Linked DNA regions of Homo sapiens: region 1 is linked to region 2. Evidence: read pairs that join two places in POLR2A ChIA-PET (ENCODE). Cell type or tissue: endothelial cell of umbilical vein. All regions are shown on one strand.

Region 1 (2,500 bases), 180 kb before region 2:
TCTGAGCCTCTACCCAAAGAAAAGTAGACTTTTTTCCCTTTAGTTCCTTCCAAGGCTACTCCCATAGGAAATAACGCATGCTACTTGAGACCTTCTACTCTAAAGCCAGCTGTAAAAGGGTGGATAACAGTTCCATATTTAAATAAGTCACCAAAAATGCAGAAATGTTTTTAGCATAAGTTTCTCTCTGTCAAGAGAATACACCTCACATTTTGGTATCTCATCAAGCTGAATTTCTTCCCCCATGTCAGACAGGTAATGTGTGCACAATGCAACAAGGTTTGAGAGAGGCCTGTCTCACACAGTGTGAAAACCCAATCATCAGGCTTATGATCCACAAAAGGATCTCAGCAAGCTTAATTTAATCTAAAGTCAGGTGGTCTGGATCATTAAGAAAATCTGGGGCAGGGAAAATGAATTACTCAAGTTATCAAAATCCCTTTATAACTGAAAATTTATACTGTTCTAGGAAAACGCATTTATTTTTTAAATTCTCTTTTTAACCTGTATGATACTGGGCATTCCTCAACTCTGCTGTATTTGATTACCAATATGTTTTCATCTATTTTAAATCTTATCAGAAATTTCTTAATGTTTTTGTCTAACAGTTTCCCACCTCAATTTCCAGCTCTGCTATGAATTTGTTTTTATTTTTAATGAATTTAATTAATTACTTTACTTTTAAGAAACAGGGTGTCGGCCGGGCGCGGTGGCTCACGCCTGTAATCCTAGCACTTTGGGAGGCCGAGGCGGGTGGATCACGAGGTCAGGAGATCGAGACCATCCTGGCTAACATGGTGAAACCCCGTCTCTACTAAAAATACAAAAAATTAGCCGGGTGTGGTGGCGGGCGCCTGTAGTCCCAGCTACTCGGGAGGCTGAGGCAGGAGAATGGCATGAACCAGGGAGGCAGAGCTTGCAGTGAGCCGAGATCGTGCCACTGCACTCCAGCCTGGGCGACAGAGCCAGACTCTGCTTAAAAAAAAAAAAAAAAAAAAAAAAAGAAACAGGGTGTCACTCTGTCATCCAGGCTGGAGTGCAGCGGGCGCAATCATACCTCACTGCAGGCTCGAACTCCTTGGCTTAATCGATCCTCCCACCTTAGCCACCTGGGGTAGCTGGGGCTACAGGCATGTGCCACCATGCCAGGCTTTGAAATTTTTATGTCTTTTGTCATTTCAATGAGTTTTGGGAGAAAGAAGGAATCAACAGGTATGTATATATTTACTCAACCATTCTGAGCTAGAAATCAAGAGACTTTTCATTGTAGCTCGATTATAAACCTCAATTTATATTGCTCTAAAACTCATTTCTCTCTGATTGCTCAAAACTTAAAAAGATCTCAAGATACCACTGTTTAGTCCAGCCTATAAGAACATGGTTAAACTGTTAATTGCAGTTATTAAAAACCATCCATTCTTCCCTTTAAACATCTTTAAATATGAAAGTTCTAGAAAGTCCCTCAGTGGCCTCTCCAGTGCCTATTTCTTTAGTCACACAGTTCTTTCTGAAGAGACACAATTATTCATGTTAATAGCATCCTCAGATATCTCTGAACACTTTCATTTGAAATAAAAGTTGGAGACTTAAAGTTTTTTTTTTGTTTTTTTTTGAGACAGGGTCCCACTCTGTTGCCCAGGCTCGAGTGCAGTGGTACAATCCAGCTCACTGCAGCCTTGGCCTGCCAGGCTCAACAGATCCTCCTACCTCAGCCTCCCTGGTAGCTGGGACTACATGTGTGCCCCACCACACCCAGTTAATTTTTATATTTTTTGTAAAGACGGGGTTTCACCATGTTTCCCAAGCTGGTCTTGAACTCCTGAGCTCAAGTGATTGCCCACTTTGGCCTCCCAAAGTGCTGGGATTACAGGCATGAGCCACCACACCCATTCAGTGCCTTAAGTTTGAAACCTACCTATCTAGTTCAATCTTGATTTTTTTATAGATGAGAAAAATAAAGCTCAGAAGAGTCTAAAAATATTTTTCTGTGATATACCCTATTATCCTTTGTACTACTAGCTTATTTCCTTTAGAACAGCATTTCCTAGTCTGTTTTCAGGTGATAATCCTTCACTGTTTATTATAAAAATTTTAATCTTTAAATTCTTTCTTTTCTGGTTTATAAGCCATAAACAAATTCTGAAAACTAGTATGACTGGTTCTGAGTTCATGTAATTTATATGTGGCAGTAAACTTTATTGAAGATATTTCTCCAGTCTTCCACAGTTCATGTATTCCACCAACATTCAAAGTCAAACCAGAAGACTCGCTCTGTTTTTAGGACTGTCACAACCTAGAGGTGCCATCTAGCTGCACTATTTTTCAGTGTACAATAGCTTTCTAGCTGCCTGAAGGTCAGAACTAAAGGTATAAACATTCACTTTAGAAACAAATTATGTGTACCTGTAAGGGCACTATCCTAAATGTACAGGTGTTTTGTGATCATCTGCTTTTATAATAGAAACCTAATGTTTACAGTGCTTTAGAAAATGGAGGACCA
Region 2 (2,500 bases):
AATATTCCTTGACTAAGAAAAATCATATTGCATCTCAGTGGTTCATTTGCTGTGTATGCTTGTGTGGTGAGATGTAAATAGTCTAAGCTGTATAATGAAAGAGTGGTCGGAGCAGGATGAAACTGGTCAGAAAAGACTTTCATTTATTCATTTACTATGCAAATATATGTTCAGCTCCTCTTATATGCCAGGCACTAGGGCACTGGAGATACAAAGGCAAAAGACATAGCCCTTCCTGGGAAGACCTTACATGCTGGCAGGGAAAAGATTATAATACGAGTGTATGTGCAACATGAATTGGGAACTTAGAGAGGAAGGAATCCCAAAGTCTTACTGGGGATGTCAGATGTCACAGGGCGTGTAACACTTGAAGGTTACACAGGAATTTGCCATAAATAGGGTTTCTTGGAGGTATGTTTTCACCTGAAAGAAATGAAAGATAAGCATTGCTATAGAGCAGTTAGAAGGTCAAGGTGGCACATAACAAACCTAAACAGATTCTGATAATAAAGGTTAGAGGAGTCGTTGTTCCCCTTCTTCCTCTGGGGCCCACTTCCTGCCAGGTCATTTCAGTGCATAGTAACAGAGGCACATGATGTTGGTGCGGAGGCTTTCATCGTCCTTCGTGGATGCTTTTGGCAGGGCCTTGCATACTATGTGTGTGAATTGTTGCGTGCTAATGGCAAGATGACATACGACAGAACTTTCAAGCCAGATAATAAGGGGCTTTGCTATGAGAGCAGTGGAATGACAGGAACTATTGTGTGGATTCTGAGATAGCCTGACTTGGTGGGTCCTGGTATCAACATTTTAGAGAAGGAAAGACTAGAAAACATCTTGTCCAATCTCCTCATTTTATAGGTTAAAAAATAAAAAGTTACTGAGAATGCCAAGATCTTAGCAACCACCTTCTTCATGAATAAATTATTGAGTGTGATAGTTTTGTGTAGTGGTGCTCTATAAACCTTAATGGGAAGATTCATTTTGCTCATCTGGCTGGCAGAGAAGTCCTGCTTAGTTACCTAGCTCTAGCTCATGTGTTTCTTATGTTTATATAGTCAAAGGTCAAAAGCTGACTAAGAACAGACGAGTTCTTTCCTTTTGCATCATTTTTCAACTTTTCAAAGGGCTTAAAATAAACTATCATTTTCCACTATTTACTTAAGGGATTTGTTTTGCAGTATCCGTAGTTCTTGGTAACCTCCCCCCGCACCCCACCACTACCACCCCATTGTACTTATGAAGTGCACAATCTGATTCTTACTCATCTATCAACATCTAAGGAATGCTAGTGTTAATATGTATGGTTTAAGTCACCCAAAACGGAATAAGAATGTTGAATTGGCCAGTAATGTTTGTGACTTTCCACAAATATCTTACATGTATAGAATCAGGAAATCACTCCTCCTAAGACAGAGATGATAGACAAATTTATCAAAGGAAAGAGAGTCTGCCCTTACTTTCTCAGGGACCATACCTACAGCAGGGTGTGAAAGGCTGGCTTCTAAGATAACCATAGCAGGCCAATTTGACTTTGTGTAAGCATGTGACGCAGGGGAATGGAAAGTGGTAGGGCTAGCATCATTTAATAAACATGTACAGTGGTTACAGAAATTCCAAGTTTAGCTAAAGGCCTCCAGCAACAAGTGTCATGGTGTATCTAAATAAGAAGAGTCATGAAACGCAATATGAAATTATCTATTAAAAATATTGGCCAGGCATGGTGGCTCGTGCCTGTAATCCCAGTATTTTGGGAAGCTGAAGTGGGAGGATCACTTGAGGCCAGGAATTTACCATCAGCCTAGGCAACATTGTGAGACTCCGTCTCTACAAAAAATTTAAAAATTATCCAGGCATGATGGCATATGCCTGTAGTCCCAGCTACTTGGGAGGCTGAGGTGGGAGGATTGCTTGATCCCAGGAGTTTGAGGCTGCAGTGAGCTATGATCATGCCACTGCTCTCCATCTTGGGCAACAGAAATGAAAGCCTGTGTCAAAAAAAAAAAAAAATCAGTTTACTCCAACTGAGGCTTAATCGGGTTATGCAAGTAGGCTATCTTTGTGAATATTGATTTTGCTTAAAAATAAGAGAACCACTCAGAAAATCTTTGTCATTTTTATGGAATTTCCCAGGAAAACAGTACATATATGTACTGAAAGAAAGCTGGAAACGAAAGAGAGAAGGAGAAAGAAAGAGAGGTGGGAAGGAGGAGAAAGAAGAAGAAGGAGAGAAAGAGAGAGGAAAAGAAGGAAGAAGAGAAAGAATGAATGAGGGTAAGTATTTTAGTTTGAAACCAAGGAGTAATTTCTCTTAATAAATGAACTTCCTTTTCTTTTTTTTTAAACAATTTTGCATGTTTAAAAATATTTATTTTTTTCCTTCACTTTTTTTTTTGTCAATTATACTTTTTTTTTAATACTTTAAGCTCTAGGGTACATGTGCACAACGTGCAGGTTTGTTACATATGTATACATGTGCCATGTTGGTGTGCTGCACCCA

The links. ChIA-PET counts read pairs that join two places held together with the same protein. Peaks named below come from ENCODE experiments on the same cell type or tissue, not always from the same donor. Only the 100,000 strongest peaks of a DNase experiment are listed, where the experiment ranks them.
Region 1: POLR2A ChIA-PET joins it to region 2 with 11 read pairs; 2 of 35 experiments call an interaction of 5 or more read pairs at or near these places.

Annotation. Positions count from the first base shown.
Region 1 is chr18:9,275,825-9,278,324 of GRCh38, reverse strand. All of the region lies in intron 11 of ANKRD12 (ankyrin repeat domain 12), which reads right to left. It overlaps LOC124904369 (small nucleolar RNA U13), which reads right to left and starts at 346; the gene lies at 246-346. In endothelial cell of umbilical vein, no CTCF peak of the experiment used is centred here; no DNase peak of the experiment used is centred here.
Region 2 is chr18:9,093,542-9,096,041 of GRCh38, reverse strand. No RefSeq gene overlaps it. Among named protein-coding and RNA genes, the nearest start is that of NDUFV2, 7.9 kb to the left of the region's middle. RefSeq lists enhancers at 480-549, 600-689. In endothelial cell of umbilical vein, no CTCF peak of the experiment used is centred here; a DNase peak (open chromatin) is centred at 1,201; H3K27ac peaks cover 1,602 bases.